2 separate regions of the Homo sapiens genome follow, and region 2 is linked to region 1. A link is an interaction called in ENCODE POLR2A ChIA-PET data of the cell type or tissue named here. Cell type or tissue: GM12878. All regions are shown on one strand. Links, peaks and the distances in the headings refer to the core of each region. The heading gives the core; the rest is flanking DNA. Region 1 overlaps ACAT1 (acetyl-CoA acetyltransferase 1). Region 2 overlaps SLC35F2 (solute carrier family 35 member F2).

The links. ChIA-PET counts read pairs that join two places held together with the same protein. Peaks named below come from ENCODE experiments on the same cell type or tissue, not always from the same donor. Only the 100,000 strongest peaks of a DNase experiment are listed, where the experiment ranks them.
Region 2: POLR2A ChIA-PET joins it to region 1 with 10 read pairs; 3 of 35 experiments call an interaction of 5 or more read pairs at or near these places.

Annotation. Positions count from the first base shown.
Region 1 is chr11:108,132,210-108,141,330 of GRCh38, forward strand. It overlaps ACAT1 (acetyl-CoA acetyltransferase 1), which reads left to right. Exons shown (of 12, transcript NM_000019.4): 3 at 1,611-1,728; 4 at 2,012-2,107; 5 at 2,933-3,033; 6 at 6,689-6,832; 7 at 7,856-8,006. Among named protein-coding and RNA genes, the nearest start is that of ACAT1, 15 kb to the left of the region's middle. RefSeq lists a silencer at 5,150-5,350. In GM12878, for the core only: a CTCF peak has its summit at 4,239 (motif pointing right); a DNase peak (open chromatin) is centred at 4,221.
Region 2 is chr11:107,834,971-107,847,202 of GRCh38, forward strand. The region is part of intron 1 of SLC35F2 (solute carrier family 35 member F2); the gene reads right to left. Among named protein-coding and RNA genes, the nearest start is that of SLC35F2, 18 kb to the right of the region's middle. RefSeq lists enhancers at 5,211-6,410, 5,706-5,755 and a silencer at 6,957-7,016. In GM12878, for the core only: no CTCF peak of the experiment used is centred there; a DNase peak (open chromatin) is centred at 5,951; H3K4me3 peaks cover 2,128 bases; H3K27ac peaks cover 4,389 bases.

The sequences.
Region 1 (9,121 bases), core at 269-8,268:
TTCTTTTACTCACAGGGACTCGCATTGTATTGTGTGTGGTACAAGCAGAGACTGTATAGAAGATCCTAGAAGAGAGGGAGTGGACCAGTTGGGAATTAGACAAGGAGGGCCATTACAGCATCTCCTAGGACCTTCTGAAGAGTCTCTGTTTTGTAAGGGTCACTAAAGTGACTTAGTTAAGATCTTCTATCAAAATCTAAGCAACCATTCTGTTATTTATCTCTAAACTTAATAGGAGATTGTGGAAGACAAGTGTAAGGAGAGAACTGTCACAGTGCTGTTTTATAGTATTCAAGAGAGCTTTTATCTTCTTTTGCTTAAAGTTCATATTATTGTCTTACTGTTTAAGAAATTATGGCTCTGGGCCGGGTGCGGTGGCTCACACCTGTAATCCCAGCACTTTGGGAGGCCGAGGCAGGTGGATCACGAGGTCAGGAGATCGAGACCATCCTGGCTAACACGGTGAAACCCCATCTCCACTAAAAATACAAAAAATTAGGTGGGCATGGTGGCAGGCACCTGTAGTCCCAGCTACTCGGGAGGCTGAGGCAGGAGAATGGCGTGAATCCGGGAGGCGGAGCTTGCAGTGAGTTGAGATCACGTGCCTGCACTCTAGCCTGGGCAACAGAGCAAAACTCCATCTCAAAAAAAAAAAAAAAAAAAAAAAAAAAAGAAAAAAGAAATTATGGCTCTGGCTGGGCACAGTGGTTCATGCCTGTGATCCCAGCACTTTGGGAGGCCAAAGTGCGTGGATCACCTGAGGTTAGGAGTTCAAGACCAGCCTGGCCAACATGGCAAAACCCCATCTCTATTAAAAATACAAAAATTAGCCGGGTGTGGTTGCAGATGCCTGTAATCCCAACTACTCAGGAGGCTGAGGCAGGAGAATCACTTGAACCCGGGAGGCAGAGGTTGCAGTCAGCCAAGATCATACCACTGCACTCCAGCCTGGGTGACACAGTGAGACTCCATCTCAAATTACATATAAAAAAAGAAATTCTGGCCCTGGCTCTGTCCTAGTTAAGTGGTATTGCCCCACCTAGGATACAGGTCTTGATTCCTAGCCAGAGTTCCTTTCAGTAAGGGACCCTCTTAGAGTTGTTTATTATGCAGTTAACAAGAGTAAAGTGGCTGAGTGTGGTGGCTCATACCCTTAATCCTAGCACTTTGGTAGGCTGAGGCAGAAGGATTGCTTGAGCTGAGGAGTTTGAGCTGCAATGAGCTATGATTGTGCCACTGCATTCCAGCCTGGGCAGCTGAGCAAGACCCTGTCTCAAAAACAAAAATACAAAAACAAACAAAAAAACAAGGTACAGTGATCATTTCTTGAATTTTGACTGAGGAATAGAAAGGAAACTTAAGCTTCTGTCCTCAAACCTCCTGTAGAGAACTGGGAAGGATCTACATCTGTTTTAGAGTTGGTTTCTATAAGGTCTTAAATCATAAAGCACTAGCATTGAACTGATTATCTTGACAGCTGTTCAACTATTGAGATTAATTTTTGATGACTCATTCATAGAAGTGTTTTTTTGATAATATATTTATGTTTATTTAATGAAATACGATTTGGGTAAAATACCTATAATTTTTACCATCTTGTGTCTTGCCAGGAAGTGGTCATAGTAAGTGCTACAAGAACACCCATTGGATCTTTTTTAGGCAGCCTTTCCTTGCTGCCAGCCACTAAGCTTGGTTCCATTGCAATTCAGGGAGCCATTGAAAAGGCAGGTCAGTAGTTACTTGGCTTTTTGTGTTAAGGGAGCAAAAAGATTCCATGGAAAAGATATTTATTTTGCATTAACTATGTATGTAACACTTAGAAATAACTTAATGCCTACATTTCTGCTTTCCCTTGTAAAGAAGTCTTTGTACTATACAGTTTAGATTGAAACTCAAAACTGACAAAAAAAAGAAACCATTCCTATTGTGTAATGTCACCTACCTTATTAGGTAATCACTGATTATTAAATTGAATTAAATGCCTTTTTGACTTTTTTTTTTTTTAATAAAGGGATTCCAAAAGAAGAAGTGAAAGAAGCATACATGGGTAATGTTCTACAAGGAGGTGAAGGACAAGCTCCTACAAGGCAGGCAGTATTGGGTGCAGGTACCTGGAAGACTTTTTTGCTTTTATACTTAAAATGTGTAAAAGGGGCCGGGTGCGGTGGCTCATGCCTGTAATCCCAGCACTTTGGGAGGCCGAGGCAGGCGGATCACGAGGTCAAGAGATGGAGACCATCCTGGCCAACATGGTGAAACCCCGTCTCTACTAAAAATACAAAAATTAGCCAGGTGTGGTGGTGCACTAATCCCAGCTACTTGGGAGGCTGAGGCAGGAGCATCGCTTGAACCCAGGAGGCGGAGGTTGCAGTGAGCCAAGATTGCACCATTGCACTCCAACCTGGGCGACAGAGTGAGATTCTGTCTGAAAGAAAAAAAAAAAAAAAAAAAAAAGGCTGGGCATGGTAGCTCACGCCTGTAATCCTAGCACTTTGGGAGGCCGAGGCGGGTGGATCACGAGGTCAGGAGATTGAGACCATCCTGGCTAACACAGCGAAACCCTGTCTCTACTAAAAATACAAAAAATTAGTTGGGCGTGGTGGCCAGCACCTGTAGTCCCAGCTACTCCGGAGGCTGAGGCAGGAGAATGGCGTGAACCCAGGAGGTGGAGCTTGCAGTGAGCCCAGATCGCGCCACTGCACGCCAGCTTGGGGGACAGAGTGAGACTCCGTCTCAAAAAAAAAAAAAAAAAAAAAAAAGTATAAAATGGCAAAATGAAGGTTATTTAAGCTTAAATGAAATATTAAATGCATGATATAATTTGTAGTTATATTGGCAGAAGAAATGTTGTAGTTTATAGTAACATGCTCTATTAAGTTCTGCAGTTGTGTTTGAGTATCGGTTTTTCAAAAGTGACTTATATTGGTTTTAGGCTTACCTATTTCTACTCCATGTACCACCATAAACAAAGTTTGTGCTTCAGGAATGAAAGCCATCATGATGGCCTCTCAAAGTCTTATGTGTGGACATCAGGTAAGAAACACCGTCCTTCCCATTTATTAATCAGAGTAATACCTAGGGCTAAAAGACACAAAAATCTAGGCATATTCATATTTTAGAAATGAGATTCTTTCTCATAAGTTAGTATGTTTTCTCACATGCTCAAGAGTGTCTGGATTTGCTAAGTCCATTTGAAGTATGGTCAAAATGATAGCGTAGGCTGGGTATCATGTCTGTAAGCACTTTGGAAGGTCGAGGCAGGAGGATCCCAGGAGTTTGAGACCAGCGTAGGCAACATAGCAAGCGAGACTCTGCTCTTTGAAAAAAAAAAAAGCCTAAGTGTCTTGTGTTACAAAGTTGTTTTTAGGCCCAGGCACAGTGGCTCACTCCTATAATCCCAGCACTTTGGGAGGCTGAGGCTGGGGGCAGATCACATGGTGAAACCCCGTCTCTACTAAAAATACAAAAATTAGCTGGGCGTGGTGGCAGGTGCCTGTAATTCCAGCTACTCGGGAAGCTGAGGCACAAGAGTCACTTGCATCTGGGAGGCAGAGATTGCAGTGAGCTGAGATTGTACCACTGCACTCCAACCTGGGAGATAGAGCAAGACTCTCAAAAAAAAAAAATTGTTTTTAGTCAAGGCATTTGGGTCTTTCTCTGAGGCTGGGTGACTAAAAATTCATAAATACTGTATTTGCCAGAATAAGACAGGTTTTCATTATAAAGGAGAACACGGTGCTTAACCCTGGGAATCAAATCATTGCTTGAGCCCAGGCTTGATGACTAATTTGTAGTCATTAAGTTAAGTTCTACAGGCTTTCTAATTAGCCTTGCTGATCTATATCTTGTCTTTACTTGAGATCAAGCAAGAGACAGGCTCCTTAGCAAAAATATGCTGTCATGTCAGGAGGTGAGACCTGGACACACAGAAGAATCAAGATTCTCTCAGATCTGAGCCCTTCATTTTTCAGATGAAGATTTTTTTCAGTGTGTCTGAGACAGCCACAGAGTTACAGGGCTGAGCATCTGCCATGTGACAGTCATTGGAAATAGAGTGGTGAACAAAACATTTAAAAAAATCTGTACATGTGCAGGTCTCTGTTGGAAAAATGCCTAAAAGAAATGCTGAGTCAGGATTTGAACATTTTGGTATTTGCAAATGCTTTCCATAAAAGTTGTACCAGTTAGACTTTCCAAAAATTGTGTGACTTGTCTGGATCTGCACCACCACTGGGTGGTACCAAACCCTTGTCAAACTGGTAGGTGAAAAACGGTCACCAGATTTAGTTTCAGAACTGTTTGTCATGGAAAGTTTTGTCTTAATTGAAGTATTGTGGTTCTCTAGCAAATGCCATTTGTACTATATTGAAATACTTTCATTTAATATTATTTTATTCATTTGTGGATATATACAGTGACTTATAGGCATTCTTGGAAGTGCTTTGTTTTGAATATTTATGACCTTAGAAAACAGTCAGTTTTACTTTATAATGAAGAATTGATACCTTATTTTCTGTCACTTATTATTGCCATCACCCCCAGTAAAAAGTACAAGTGAATAAAACTTAGATGAGAACTGATTAAGAATTTCTCTATTTCGGAATAGGCAAAATATTTATGTTTCTTTGGTATAGAGCTTGCTTGTCTGTATGCCTGATTAAAGACTGTAAGAAGATATTATTGGCTTTATGTTTACATTAATGTTTTATATTAAACTGTTTTTAACTAGCCCTTATAATGCAAGTGATTTTTTTTTGTTGACTTGTAAAGTAGTAACAAGTTGATTAATATTTATTAAACTTATATATGCCAGTTGCCAAGGATGTAAAAATATGACAGGGTGTCTGGCCTCAAAGGAGCATAGTCTAGTGGGAAGACTTGACATGTAAACATATAATAATATTAAAAGCATTGCATAGTAATTGGGGAACACAAAGGAGGAGAAACTGTTTCAAGAAAGGATAGAAATAAATGGTCAAGGCAGACATGAAGTAGTGTTCTGATTAGTTTTAAGAGAAATGTAGGTGTTTTACATGTTGGTGGATGGGGAAAGTGCAGAGGTATGTGTGTGAAATGTGCATGGTGTCTCTGGAGAGCTTTAACTAGTTCCATGTGACCTGAGGTATAGGTTAGGCTGTGAGACTGAAAAAGGGGAGAGAAGGGATACTGTAAAGGCTTTATATATTATGCTGAGTTATCTAAGGTGCGAAATGATCAGACTTACATTCTAGCCAAAATGAGTCAGATGAGTGTTGATGATGCTTTGGTGGAAAGGCTGCATGTCAGAAGATCAAGTGGAAAATTATCTCAGCTGTCCAGGAAGAGATGATGAGGATCTCAGTCAAGGAAGTATGATTATTTTCATGAACTGAGATTACTTCTAATCTTCTAGAGCACATTAAATTTTTAGCAGCATGAATGAAATGAAGGGTTAGAAGTTAAGAATTTCAGGCCAGTCATGGTGGCTCACACCTGTAATCCGAGCACTTTGGGAGGCTGAGGTGGGCGGATCGCTTGAGTCTGGGAGTTTGAGACCGGCCTGGGTGATATAGTGAAACCCCATCTCTACTAAAAATATTATACAAAAATTAGCTGGGTGTGATGGTGCATGCCTGTAGTCCCAGCTACTTGGGAGGCTGAGGTGGGAGGATCACTTGAGCCCAAAAGGCAGAGATTGCAGTGAGCTGAGATCGTGCCACTGCACTCCAGCCTGGGCAACAGCGAGACCTGTCTAAAAGAAAATTTAAGAATTTCAGAAGATGGTTTTACATGAAAGATTTCTGGTATTTTTTTTTTAAAGACAGAGTCTTGCTTTGTCACCCAGGCTGAAGTGCAGTGGTGCGATCTTGGCTCACTGCAAGCTCTGCCTCCCAGGTTCACGCCATTCTCTTGCCTCAGCCTCCCGAGTAGCTGGGACTACAGGCGTGTGCCACCAAACCCGGCTAATTTTTGTATTTTTAGTAGAGATGGGGTTTCACTGTTAGCCAGGATGGTCTCGATTTCCTGACCTCGTGATCAGCCCGCTTTGGCCTCCCAGAGTGCTGGGATTACAGGGGTGAGCCACCGTGCCCAGCCAGATTTCTGGTATTCTTATTAATGTCTGGTTGTGAACTTTTGAGACAGAGCCTTGCTGTCACCCAGGCTGGAGTGCAGTGGCACGATCTCAGCTCACTGCAATCTCCGCCTCTACTTTTTTTTTTTTTCTTTTGAGGAGTCTTGCTCTGCCCCCCAGGCTGGAGTGCAGTGGCACAATCTCAGCTCACAGCAACCTCTGCCTCCCAGGTTCAAGCAATCCTCCTGCCTTGGCCTCCCGAGTAGCTGGGATTAGAAGTGCCCACCACCACACCCAGCTAATTTTTGTATTTTTAGTAGAGACGGGGTTTCACCATGTTGGCCAGGCGGATCCAGAACTCCTGACCTCAAGTGATCCACCTGCCTCAGCCTTCTAAAGTGCTGGGATTACAGGTGTGAGCCACTGCACCCAGCCAACTTATTTCTCATTATATTATTTAACACCATTTCTTTTCATCAGGGTGAAGTGGTAAAGAGGGTACTTCCTGTATTCACTGTGTAACAAATGTTTAATAAATGCATGTAGAATACTTGTTTGGTGGTAGCTGTATAAAGGGTGTCATGGGTTTGCAAAATATTTGTATTAACATTGGGTTTTTCTGGTGTTTCTGCGCAGGATGTGATGGTGGCAGGTGGGATGGAGAGCATGTCCAATGTTCCATATGTAATGAACAGAGGATCAACACCATATGGTGGGGTAAAGCTTGAAGATTTGATTGTAAAAGACGGGCTAACTGATGTCTACAATAAAATTCATATGGTAAATGTGATTTTTAGTGGATAAATGCTATCTAATGTCCAATACTGTTTGATTTTTCTTACTCTATGTACTTTACAAACTGAACTGAAAGATGGGCTCTATAAATGTTGATTTTAGCCGTGTACTTTTGGAGAATATTTTTGTATGCCTATTGCATCGGCATGGCTCAGTCATTAAAGAAATTTTCCCACATTTAAATAGGGTAATTTCTGACGCTTAGCTGGCAACTGCTTGGCTAATTCAAGTATGTGAAGATAAGACATGAGTGGCTGGGTGCGGTGGCTCTGGCCTGTAATCCCAGCACTTTGGGAGGCCGAGGCAGGTGGATCACCTGGGGTCAGGAGTTTGAGACCGGCTTGGCCAATGTGGTGAGACCCTGTCTCTATTAAAAATACAAAAAAATTAGCCAGGCGTGGTGGTGGTGTCTGTAATCCCAGCTACTCAGGAGGCTGAGGCAGGAGAATTGCTTGAACCCGGGAGGTGGAGGTTGCATTGAGCCAAGATTGCACCACTGCACTCCAGCCTGGGTGACAAGAGTCAAACTCCGTCTCAAAAAAAGACATGAGTGAAAAGTGACCTGGTATAGAAAGAAATATATATGTGTGTGTGTATATATATATGTTATTATTATTTTTTTGAAATGGTGTCTTGCTCTGTTGCCCAGGCTGGAGTGCAGTGGCACAGTCTTAGCTCACTGCAGCCTCCGCCTCCTGGGCTCAAGCAATTCTCCTGCCTCAGGCTCCCGAGTAGCTGGGACTACAGGCACGTGCCCCCATGCCCGGCTAATTTTTAGTAGAGACGGGGTTTCACCATGTTGGCCAGGATGGTCTTGATCTCCTGACCTCATGATCTGCCTGCCTTGGCCCCCCAAAGTGCTGGGATTACAGGCATGAGCCACCACCTCCGGCCTAAGAAATATATTTTAAGAAACGTTAACTATTAAACACTATAAGTTAGGCAAAGTTAATAGATATTTTCTAAATTATGCAAAGTTAACTTTAAAATATTTCAACTTTTTATCAGGGCAGCTGTGCTGAGAATACAGCAAAGAAGCTGAATATTGCACGAAATGAACAGGACGCTTATGCTATTAATTCTTATACCAGAAGTAAAGCAGCATGGGAAGCTGGGAAATTTGGAAATGAAGTTATTCCTGTCACAGTTACAGTAAAAGGTAGAGATAATGTTCCAAAAAGGATGAATAGACTTTTCATGTTGCTGAATGTTTTATGCTTAAGTTTTAAATTAGGACATTATCTTGGTTCATTTCAACTGCTTATGGTTAATAAAAAGTGAAGAGTTGCCAGTTCAGAGAGAATATAAATCTACCCAACTTAATGTCAGATTTCAATCCATTTATAAGATCCCTGAGTATTACTTTAAATTTGAGAAATTTATTAGAACTTTTTCCTGTGACAGTCAATACGGTATTTTAAATTGAAAAGGGATTTACTAGAAGGTTACCGGGAGTGCCTCCAAGAACTGAAGGATGAACAGTAGCAACCATTCAGCTCTGGGAACTTCAGGGATTGGAACTGGGTGTTCACTACTACTAAGACATGCTCTCTTGGCTTCTCACACCTGCAGGCTTTTGTGCTTTATTCTCTCAGCCTTTCTAAAGTTGCTGCCTCTACCTCTAGGGTCACATATATAGGGTTCTCAAAAAGGAGAGACTTTCTCACCAGTTCCAGCAGAATAAATCCACAATGAAGACTCATTAACTTGCTTTAGGTTACAATTCTATTCCAGGAATGATTACTGTGCTCTAGGTGACAGAATACTAGAGCTTATCTAGTGTAGGTCAGACAGCTGCCTCTGGGGTCAGGAGAGTGGGGTCTGTGATCATAGAAGGGAGTTGAGGAAGAAAAGGGGACATGGAGGTGTAGAAGATTTAAATTTTGTGGCTGGGTGCAGTGGCTCACACCTGTAATCCCAACACTTTGGGAGGCCGAGGTGGGAGGATTGCTTGAGCCCAGGAGTTTGAGACCAGCCTGGGCAACGAAGTGAGACTTGGCCTCCACACAAAAAAATTAAAAATTAGCTGGGTATAGCAGCACACGCCTGTAGTCCCAGCTACTAGGGAATCCAAGGCAGGAGGATCAATTGAGCCCAGGAGTCCGAGGCTGCAGTGAGCTAGGTTTGTAGCATTGCACTCTATTGGGAGACTGTGCAAGACCATTTCAAACAAACAAAATTAGCTGGCTGTGGTGGCTCCCACCTGTAGTCCCAGCTACTTGGGAGGCTGAGGTGGGAGGATCACATGGGCCTGGAGAGGATGAGGTAAACTGT
Region 2 (12,232 bases), core at 1,915-9,914, 300 kb before region 1:
ACCTGACAACTGTAAACCATCATAATATCATCCCATAGCCAATAAGATAAAAGCTACCAATATCAAGTCCTGTAGAAAATGAGAGAGAGTTACGCAGAAAATCAAACGGGTGCTAGTTAAAGAGGCCAACAATCAATGCCTTAAATCATTAACACGCACACTCACATGCAAAAACAGAAAAGCGTGGAGCAAGAGCAAACAGCCACTTAAGGTATTTGAAGGTAACTACACCTACAGGCTGAACACAGTACACCTGGTAAACTGCAGCCTTGTCTGCGGGAGGTCATCTATCTCAAAACAATCAAATCAGAGGTTATACCTGTGTCTTTTTTCAAGAGAGGACTTTGCAGTAGCACACCACTTCAAGATTTTTACCTAGAGACTGGAATGTGTGCGAATTTCCCTTCCCTGCTTAGTGGAAATAGTCCGAACCTGGAAGGCAGCTTCAATAGCCCACAGTGACTTTTTTTTTTTCCTTTTTTTGAGACAGGGTCAGGTTTCTGTCGCCCAAACTGGAGCGCAGTGGCATAATCAGGGTTCATTGCAGCCTCCTGGGCTCAAGTGATTTTCCCACCTCAGCCCCCAAGTAACTGGGACTACAGGTGTACACCACCATGCCCAGCTAATTTTTTTATTTTTAGTAGAGACAGGGTTTCACCATGTTCCCCACACTGGTCTGGAACTCCTGGACTCAAGCGATCTGCCTGCCTCAGCCTCCCAAACACAATGACTCTTATTACCATCTCCTTAATGGTACCCAATTCAATTCAGCATGTTTTTTTTAGATCCTAACACTGTGTCAAGCTATGGGAGCAGAGAAACGGAGCCCCTGTCCTCATGGAATTCACAATACAGCAGTGAAGAAGAATAGTAAAGCAACAATTCCAAATGTGGTGAGGGTGAACAAAGAGATGTACAAGGTAGGATGAGATCTAACCAAATCTGGGATTCATGGAAAGCCTTATTCATAAGGTCTTGACTTGAAGAATAAAGACAAGTTGTCTGGGTCAAGAGAAGGGCTATAGGAATTGTCATCCCAGCAAAGCGGACAGCATTGTAAATTCTCCAGCATGAATGGAGCCTGAACATGCAGCTCATCCAAAGGAATCAGTATTTTTCTAATCTGTGGTATAACCTAAACAGTCAGTAGCAATTATTGGTTTATTATTTCAAACACTGAGTATGTGTAAAAGATTGTGGGTGAAAGTTGAGTAAAGGTTTCCTTGACATTTTATGAATTATCACTTACATTTTTTCTTTTTCTTTTTTGTTTCCCTGCTGTTCATGAGCTCTAGAAAGCTGTAGAACTATTGCTTACATTTTCACCAACATCTAGGTGTTCTTATTTCTTTGTGCTCTAAAGCTTTTTTTTTGTCTGGTGGGGGGCATCATTTCTGGGTTCTACCACTAAATGTAGGTGGAAGAATACTGGTCCTCCAAAAGTGTCCACACTCTCTCCCTCACCCCTGAACCTGTGAATAGGTTACCTTACAAGGCAAAAGGGACTTCTGTAGATGTGGATTAACCAGGTAGCCCCAATCTAATCACATGAGACTTTAAAAGCAAAAACGTTTCCCAGCTGTAGTCAGAAGGAGCTATAACTACAGAAGGCTCAGAGAGATGCAACGTTGCTAGCTTTGAAGTCACAAGCCAAGGAAGGCAGGCAGCTTCCAGAAGGTGGAAAAGGCCAGGAATTGATTCTCCCCTAAAACCTCCAGAAAAGAATGCAACACCTGCAACACTTTGATTTTTAGCCCGGGAAGATGAATGTTGGCTTTCTGACCTACAGAACAGTAAGATATTAAATTGGTGTTGTTTTAAACCACTAAATTGGTGGTAATTTGTTATGACAGCAATAGAAAACGAATATACAAAGTCAACAATGCATGTGATACTTTAAAACAACACTTGAATCATAATGTTATAACTATTTACATTCATCTCAGCGAATTTCCTTAGTAACAAAATAATCACATCAAATAAAGAGTCTATTAAAAAACTGCAGGCAAAGCTGATTGGGAGCTACCTTGGATTGAAACACTTTCATCGTTTGCCAGGGAGAAAATAAAACCAGGCCATCAAGCCAGAAACTGCTGAACTAGTTCCATGGAAACCAACAAAAATTGAAAGTATAAATCCAGTGATTTATTCTTATGCATTATGTCCCATGTGACTTAGTGAAGAACACAGGGGACACATTAGTACTGTCCCATCCCCTACATAATAAAAGACAGGGAAGTGCTAGCCACTGATGAGCTCTTACGTATATTAACATACTGCATGTTCATACAACACTATATATGTATCATTCTGGCAGCATTTAAGTCTTTTAACCAAGTTTATGTGCCAAATAAATAGCAGCACTAGATTAAAATCCAAATATGATTCCAAAGCCTGTGTTCTTTACATTCTGCCATGCTAAAAAACTGAAATAAGGCCAGGAGCAGCAGCTCATGCCTGTAATCCCAGCACTTTGGGAGGCCGAGGCAGGTGGATCACTTGAGGTCAGGAGTTCGAAACCAGCCTGGCCAACATGGAGAAGCCCTGTCTCTACTAAAAAAAAAAAAAAAAAAATTAGCTGGGCATGGTTGCACAGACCTGTAATCCCAGCTACTCGGGAGGCTGACGCAGGAGAATCAGTTGAACCTGGGAGGCAGAGGTAGCAGTGAGCTGGGATGGCACCACTGCACTCCAGCCTGGGCGACAGAGTGAGAGTTTGTCTCAAAATAAAAATAAAAAAGTAAATTAATTGTGGGAATAAAGATAGTAAGAAAGGCACCCACTACCAGAATGATGACCTCTAAATTCCTATGACATTTTGGTTGCAATCCTCTTTTTCCATTTTCTATATTCTGCCTGTAGTGTTTTATATGTTCCACTTGCTTTACTAGATTCTAAATGCAGACATCGTGTTATGGATTTTTTGCCACCCACCCACCCCCACCTTATACACACATAGTCTCACAATATCTAGTAATAGTAATGGTAATAATAATTATGACATCTAACACTTATTGAGTGTATACTATATACCAAGCGCTAATTGATTTAATCCTCCCAACAATCCTGAGATGGGTACCATTATTACTGCTATTTACAGATAACAGAAATGGAGGCACAGAGATGTTAAGTAACTTGCCCAATATCACACAACTAGCAAATGGCAGAACCTGGAGACCAACCCAAGCAGTGTGGCTCCAGAGGCTGAGCTCATAACCACTGTTACACTGCAAGTACACTACTTGCATTTATTAGGGATTCATAAAACCTTTCTTACCTCAACAAAAGTGAAGTGGCTTAATAAAAATAAATGTGTGTGGGTGCCATACTAAGTACTTATATATGATGTTTCTTTTCGTTTCTTTTCTTTTGAGATGGAGTTTTGCTTTTGTCACCCAGGCTGGAGTACAACGGCGTACTCTCGGCTCACTGCAACCTCCACCTCCTGGGTTCAAGCGATTCTCCTGACTCAGCCTCCCGAGTAGCTGGGATTACAGGCGCCCGCCACCACGCCCAGCTAATTTTTGTATTTTTCGTAGAGATGGGGTTTCACCATGTTGGCCAGGCTGGTCTTGAACTCCTGACCTCAGGTGATCTGCCCATCTCGGCCTCCCAAAGTGCTGGGATTACAGGCGTGAGCCACTTTGCCCGGCCCTCTTTTTTTTTTTTTTTTTTTTTGAGACAGTCTTGCTCTGTCCCCCAGGCTGGAGTGCAGTGGCGCTATCTCATCTCACTGCAACCTCTGCCTCCTGGGTTCAAGCGATTCTCCTGCCTCAGCCTCCCAAGTAGCTGGGACTACAGGCGTGCACCTCCATGCCTGGCTTATTTTCATATTTTTAGTAGAGATGAGGTTTCGCCATATTGCCCAAGCTGGTCTCGAACTCCTGACCTCAGGTGATCTGCCCATCTCGGCCTCCCAAAGTGCTGGGATTACAGGCATGAGCCACCACACCTGGCCGATAAGTTTCTCTTAAATATCACAAAAACTCTTGTGAGATAGAGATTATTAGTACCATTATACTGTTGAAAAATAGTTGTAACAGTTTCAGCTGTTCAGAAGTAACTTTTCCAAGATCAGAAAATTAGTAAGTCTACATTTTTCCCGTTCCATACACTACTTCCCTGACAACAATAAAATATACCATATGTAATACTGACAATTATGATACCATACAGGGAGATCAATTGGTACAAATTACCCTGGCTCTGGCTGGACGCAGTGACTCACTCCTGTATTCCCAGCACTTTGGGAGGCCAAGATGTGGGGATCACTTGAGGTCAGGAGTTCAAGACCAGCCTGGCCAACATGGTGAAACCCCGTCTCTACTAAAAACATGAAAATTAGCTGGGCGTCATGGCACATGCTTGTAATCCCAGCTACTCAAGAGGCTGAGGTGGGAGGATCACTTGAACCCAGGAGGCAGAGGTTACAGTGAGCAGAGATCACACCACTGCACTCCAGCCTGAACAATGGGGCAAGACACCGTTTCAAAAAAAGAAAAAGAAAACATATTACCCTGCCTCTCTAACAAAGGGTACTGATTAGCCAAACCCATATGGTTATATGTTCTACAATTATTTTAATAAGGGGTGTTCTGATAAAAATAAGGGAAAATATAAAATCCATGTATGATATCCTTCTCTTTGTCATCTGGCTTTCATTGGCTGAAAGGAGAAAGCGTGAAACACATTTTCTTTTTGAGACGGAGTTTCGCTCTTGTAGCCCAGGATGGATTGCAATGGTGCGATCTCGGCTCATCGCAACCTCTGCCTCCTGGGTTCAAGCGATTCTCTTGCCTCAGCCTCCTAAGTAGCTGGGATTACAGGCATGCGCCACCACGCCTGGCTAATTTTGTATTTTTAGTAGATATGGGGTTTCTGCATGTTAGTCAGGCTGGTCTCAAACTCCCCACCTCAGGTGATCCCCCTGCCTTGGCCTCCTAAAGTGCTGGGATTACAGGTGTAAGCCACCGTGCCCAACCTGAAACACATTTTCATATCAGCTATTCTCTTTGGATATGGGTCAGAGGAACTTAAGTCTATTGCCTAGATTAGGGGGAAGGGGGCAAAATAAAGAGGGCAGCATTCAACTGTGGGCAATATATGGAGTATGTGGCCTCTGCCTCCAGGATCCTCCCTCCCCACAACTCTTCTGTGAGAAAAATTCTAAGAGGTGCACAAACATGGACACACTCCAAAAGACACAGAGGAGCTCCAGGAGGGCTGAAAAGGTGGGTGCTGGGGTGGGAGGCAGGTAGGATCAGGAAGCATAGGATTAGGGTTGGTAATAAACGTGCTGCCATTTCACAAGTCTGGATTGCAAGAGAGTACATCCCTGAGACAGGCATACAACCCTCCCTCTGCCCATCCCAGTCTGGCACAGGGACTGAGCACAAACAAACCCTGTTCTCAACAGGCAGCCAAGAAGCCACATAAAATGTTCAATTCTTAACACTGCCTGCCCATTGAGGCAGAACAGAAGGTTCTGAAGGACGATTCTCTTTAACTATTGTAAAAACTAGATTTCCCTCATTGCGGATTATCAAAACAAAAATCGCTTTCAACACTTGAGGGGTTTGTTCATTTTGTGTTTTGTGTGATCTAAATTGTCCAATGCAATCCTCAGATGAAGATAATCAACTGGCATGCAGCTGGAAGAATGAAGCCAACAGCAAACGCAATGCACAAAGGCTTACACAGAATCCTGCTGTGGTTTGGACTCCTGGCTCCTGCTGCTTCTCTGGTCTCTCTGTGGTTTGGCAGCGTAACCCTCCATGATTCTGTAAAGTAATAAATCCTCTTTTTTTTCTTTCCTATGCCAGTGGTGAGCTGGACACCACCAGTACCTCTAACAACTGACCTACTACACTCGTCACACACCAATCAGGCACCTGAAGAAAACAGGAGTCTGTGACTAATCTAGAAAGCTCGTGGAGACCTGGCCCAGTGAGGGAAGCGGAGGCGGCGAGGAGATTTCCTATGAGTCATGTCATCCCTTCTAGTCTTTCAACACCCTACAGGCCCCAAACCAGAAAAACTGTCATACGCCTCCCTTAAACTAGCTTCAACTTCTCCTAATTTAATCCAGACAACTCTGAATAGGCTCAAAAACTTTTCAACTTCCACTACCACACAAGAACGAGGATTATCGGGGAACCTGATGCAAGCCCAAAATTTTGTCAGTCTCAGGTGGGATCTTTAAATCCGTTAAGTTGCAATGTGTATAGAGCAATCTGTTTAACAGGAAAATAATATGGAAAAGGTGGGTATTTCACAGAACAGCAGCACTTCACAGAAGTACACTAAGGCCGGCCGGGTGTGGCAGCTCATGCCTGTAATCCCAGCACTTTGGGAGGCCAAGGCAGGTGGATCACCTGAGGTCAGGGGTTCAAGACCAGCCTGACCAACATGGTGAAACCCTGTCTCTACTAAAAATACAAAAATTAGCCAAGTGTGGTGGTGCAGACCTGTAATCCCAACTCCTCAGGAGGCTGAGGCAGGATAATTGCTTGAATCCAGGAGGCGGAGGCCACAGTGAGCGGAGACTGTGCCACTGCACTCCAGCCTAGACGAAAGAGACTCCAACTCAAAAAAAAAAAAAAAAAAAAGTACACTAAAGCCAATAAACATAGACAGAGACCCAACTTCATTAGGGATCAGGCATATGTAAATTAAGATGTTATTTTACATTCATTTGACCATCAAAAATTTTAAAGCCTGGCCGGGCGCAGTGGCTCACACTTGTAATCCCAGCATTTTGGAAGGATGAGGCAGGTGGATCAGTTGAGGCCAGAAGTTCAAAACCAGCCTAGCCAACATGGCAAAACCCTGTCTCTACTAAAAATACAAAAATTAAGGCCGAGGCGAGCGGATCATGAGGTCAGGAGTTCGAAACCAGTCTGGCCAACATAGTGAAACCCCGTTTCTACTAAAAATACACAAAAGATTAGCCGGGCGTGGTGGTGTGCACCTGTAATCCCAGCTACTCGGGAGGCTGAGGCAGGAGAATTGCGTGAACCCAGGAGGTGGAGGTTGCAGTGAGCTGAGATCGTGCCACTGCACTCCAGCCTAGGTGAAAGAACAAGACTTCGTCTCAAAAAAAAAGAAAAATAAAGAAAAATAAAAAATAAAAATAAAAATACAAAAATTAGCTGGGCGTGGTGGTGTGCCTATAACCCCAGCTACTCAGGAGGCTGAGGCACAAGAATCACTTGAAACTGGGAGGCAGTGAGGCAAGATTGCGCCACTACACTCCAGCCTGGGCGACAGAGTGAGACTCCGTCTCACAAAAAAAAAAAAAAAAAAAAAAAAAAAATTAAAGCTTGACTGGAAGTTGTTTTACAGGATTTCTCATATACAGCTGGTGGAAGTGGAAAAAAAATTTTTAATTTTTTTATTTTTTGAGCCAGAGTCTCACTCTGTTGCCAGGCTGAAGTGCAGTAGCATGATGTCAACTCACTGCAACCTCCGCCTCCTGGGTTCAAGCAGTTCTCATGCCTCAGCCTCCCAAGTAGCTGGGATTACAGGAAATGTGCCACCATACCCCTCTAATTAAAAATAAAATTTTTTAATACCGCCTCACTCTGTCACCCAGGCTGGAATGCAGTGGCGCAATCTCAGCTCACTGCAACCTCCACCTCTTGGGCTCAAGCGATCCTCCCACCTCAGCCTGCCCAGTAGCTGGGACTACAGGTGTGTACCGCCATACCTGGCTAATTTAGGAGTGGAAATTGGTACGACTGCTTTGGAAAACAGTTTGGCATTATTTTATGAAGTCTAACAATCACCTGCCCTATAAACCAGCAATTCTGCTTCTAGATATATGTATATGTGCATGTCTGTGAATGAAAGAAGCCCTTTACACATGATCAACAGGAGATCTGCATAAGACTGTTTCTAGAAGTCTGTATACAATAGCAAAAAACCCGGAAAAAACCCAAATGCCCATCAACAGCATGAATGAATAAAGTGTGGTATATTCACAGGAAAGAATATTACAAAGAGTCAAAGTGAGTGTTTGTATACAGCATCAGCACCTGCAACAATATGAATTAATTTTATCAACGTGATATAAGGGGATATAAGTCTCACCAGATTATAGAGCATGATATCCTTTTTATAAAGTCAAACATGATAATAAAAGCATACTTTTTAGAAATACAGAGGTACAAAGCAATATTAAAATGAGAGCAAAGGAAGAGTGAAAGGAAAATTCCAGATTGTGACTATCTTTGGTCTAGGTACATGTAAATTCTAGCTTTAGGACTGGTGATGCGTTTACGGGAACTTACTATATTAAAAAAGCAATTGAGGCTGGCCAGGCACAGTGGCTGATGCCTGTAATCCCAGCACTTTGGGAGGCCGAAGTGGGCAGATCACCTGAGGTCGGGAGTTCAAGACCAGACTGACCAACATGGAGAAACCCCATCTCTACTAAAACTACAAAATTAGCTGGGCTAATCCCAGCTACTCGGGAGGCGGAGGCAGGAGAATCGCTTGAACCCAAGAGGTGGAGATTACAGTGAGCCAAGATCGCACCATTGCACTCCAGCCTGGGCAACAAAAGCGAAACTTTGTCTCAAAAAAAAAAAAAAATTAATTGAGGCTGAGCAGAGTGGCTCACGCCTATAATCCCAGCACTTTGGGAGGCCAAGGTGGGAGGATCATTTGAGCCAGGTGTTCAAGATCAGCCTGGGCAAAATAGCAAGACCCCATTTCTACAAAAATTTTTTTAAAATTAGGTCTAGAGATGCACCCCTGTAGTCCTAGCTACTCTGGAGGCCAAGGCAGGAGGATCACTTGAGTTCAAGGCTGCAGTGAACTATGATCACACCATGGCACTCTAGCCTGGGTGACAAAGTGAGACTCTGTATCTTAAAAAAAAAAAAAAAAAAAAAAATATATATATATATATATATATATATATATATATATATATGTATATTAATTAAGCCATTCATGAGCCCACAATGAGAGTGTGTCATAGGCCAGTGATTATGATTAATCCATTTCCATGCAACTAGGGTCTAAAAAATAAATAATGCTCCCAGAAGATGCATTCTATTTATCTGACTTTATATACTCTTTGCCATCCCTAGAGATACAAATAATCCAGAACAGGCCTAGGGATAGACTGCCCAAGGTCTGTTTTTTGTTTGTTGCCCTATCGCAAAAGACAGAAAGGTACAGTGAGTAAGAGCACAGGCTCTGGGGGCCAGACTGCCTGAGGGGGAAGCCTGGTTGCATTCCTTACTACTGTGTGACTAACACTGTTAGGCAAAATTACCTCACCTCTCCGTGCTCCAACTTTCACATCTGTGAAATGGCACTAGCCATTATAGTATTATAATACCTGCCGCAGAAAGTTATTATAAGGGCCAGCCACGGTGGCTCCCGCCTATAATCCCAGCACTTTGGGAGGCCGAGGCAGACGGATCACCTAAGGTCAGGAGTTTGAGATCAGCCTGGCCAACATGGTGAAATCTCTCTACTAAAAATACAAAAATTAGCCGGGCCTGGTGGCATGCACCTGTAATCCCAGCTACTCAGGAGGCGGAAGCAGAATCGCTTGAACCCGGGAGGCGGAAGTTGCAGTGAACTGAGATCGCCCCACTGCACTCCAGCCTGGGTGACAGAGTCAGACTCCTTCTCCAATAAATAAATAAATAAATAAATAAATAAATAAATAAATAAATAAATAAAGTTATTGTAAGAATTACACAGGCCGGGCGCGGTGGCTCACGCCTGTAATCCCAGCACTTTGGGAGGCCAAAGCGGGCGGATCACAAGGTCAGGAGATCGAGACCATCCTGGCTAACATGGTGAAACCCCATCTCTACTAAAAATACAAAAAAAATTAGCCAGGCGTGGTGGCGGGCACCTGTAGTCCCAGCTACTCGGGAGGCTAAGGCAGGAGAATGGCGTGAACCCGGGAGGCAGAGCTTGCAGTGAGCCGAGATCACGTCACGGCACTCCAGCCTGGGCAACAGAGCGAGACTCCATCTCAAGAAAAAAAAAAAAAAAAAGAATTACATGAGTTAATTCACCCTGAGATCCCAGAATAGTGTGGTTGCTCAGTGCACAAAGTAAGCCTTACTCAACAAATGTTATTATTATTTTTATTTCTTGCTTCATATCACAGTGAAAAGCTTAGGAAATGCTCTTCCCCCAAGTATATCCTAAACACTTCTGGAGTAGGAATATCCCCACAATTCTCTGGGAAGATCTACTGCACCCATGCAGCACAACACCATCCTCCTTAGTAAGGCTGTGTTAGACTGAATAAACAGAATCTGTTTTTTCCTTAAGTACCCTTACATTTTTAAGAAATGACTAGAAGGTTCACACTTGTAATCCCAGCACTTTGGGAGGCCAAGGCGGGCAGATCATCTGAGCCCAGGAGTTCAAGACCAGCCCGGGCAACATGGCAAAACCCAGCTACTCGGGAGGCTGAGGCTGGAGGATTGCTTGAGCCTAGGAAGTCGAAGCTGCAGGGAGCCATGTTTGTGCCACTGCACTCCAGCCTGGGTGACAAAGTGAGACCCCATCTCCAAAAAACAAGAAAGGAAAAAGAAATGACTAGAAAGAAGTTTTGGATTTACCTGTGGTTTTTCATGGAATCTCTCTGTGTATCATTAACATAAATAACCAAGTTTTTGTGACACATCACTTGTTGGATGGCTTTCAATAACATAGGCTCTGGCTGGGCACGGTGGCTCATGCCTGTAATCCCAGCACTTTGGGAGGCTAAGACAGGCGGATCACTTCAGGTCAGGAGTTCAAGACCAGCCTGGCCAACATGGTAAAACCCCATCTCTACTAAAAATACAAAAATTAGCTGGGCGTGGTGGTGTGCACCTGTAATCCACGCTACTCAGGAGGCTGAGCCAGGAGAATTGCTTGAACCCAGGAGGCAGAGGTTGCAGTGTGCCAAGATCGCGCCGTTGCACTCCAGCCTGGGCGACAGACTGAGATTCTGTCATAAATAAATAAATAAATAAATAAATAAATAAATAAATAACATAGGCTCCTGTCATTATCCAAAATAAACAGCTCAAAATCTCTGGATTCAAAGCTTTTATAATTTATAAAAATGAAAACCATTCAAATCTTTATTTGGGGTCTATTTATACTTTGACTACAAGCAATTCTAAGAAACTGAGTTATCTGGTTTCTACGGTGTTAATACAGTAGAAATCATAATTTAGAAAGAACACAGGGTTCCAGAGATATGATTGGTAACAGAAAAAAAAAAATCACATGTGACAACCTGGGAGAAAAAAGGCTGAAAAAAATCAGACAAATAATCCATATCAACGCCCATGAACGTATTGTTGCCTCTCAGCAGAAAAAAGTGAATGATGATGATCCTGAATCATGAAGAAAACATGATACCACGATAAAGGTACTGTTTATCAAAAGAGTAGTCTCATATATTTGTCTTAAATATGCCATGAAAATTTTTAAGTAATTTTTTTTTTCTTGGCAAAATCTCCAGGATTAGTTGCAAATGGACCCAATAAGTAACTAAATGGCTTGGCCTACCCTAAGACAGTTGTTCAGTACAAACCAATTAATCCTCAAAGAATTGCTGCCAAAATTATAAATAAATGAATTAGCAGAAGTTAACAATCCATTACATAAATAGTGTCATTCAACTAGATTTAAAAGTGAATTTTAGGCTGGGAGCAGTGGCTCAAGCATGTAATCCCAGCACTTTGGGAGGCCAAGGTGGGTGGATCACTTGAGGTCAGGAGTTCAAGGCCAGCCTGGCCAACACGGTCAAACCCTCTCTCTACAAAAATACAAAACTTAGCTGGCATGGTGGCGGGCGCCTGTAATCCCAGCTACTCAGGAGGCTGAGGCAGGAGAATCGCTTGAACCCGGGAGGCGGAGGCTGCAGTGAGCCAAGATCATGCCACTGCACTCCAGCCTGAGTGTCAGAGCGAGACTCTGTCTCAAAAAAAAAAAAAAAGTGAATTTTAATGCTTAAAAGAATGAGTTTTAAATTATCTGGAAAATTAACCTGTGTGAAATGATTTGTTCTCTCTGATGATCTTCAGTAAATAATGGCATAGGTTTTCATAGCTTTTCTTTTACAGATAGGGACTTACCCTGTCGCCCAGGCTAGAGTGCAGTGGAGTGCCTTTGAAATACTGGACTCACAATCTCAAGTGATCCTCCTGCTTCAGCCTTCCAAGTAGCTAGGATTATAGGCCTACACCACTGCACA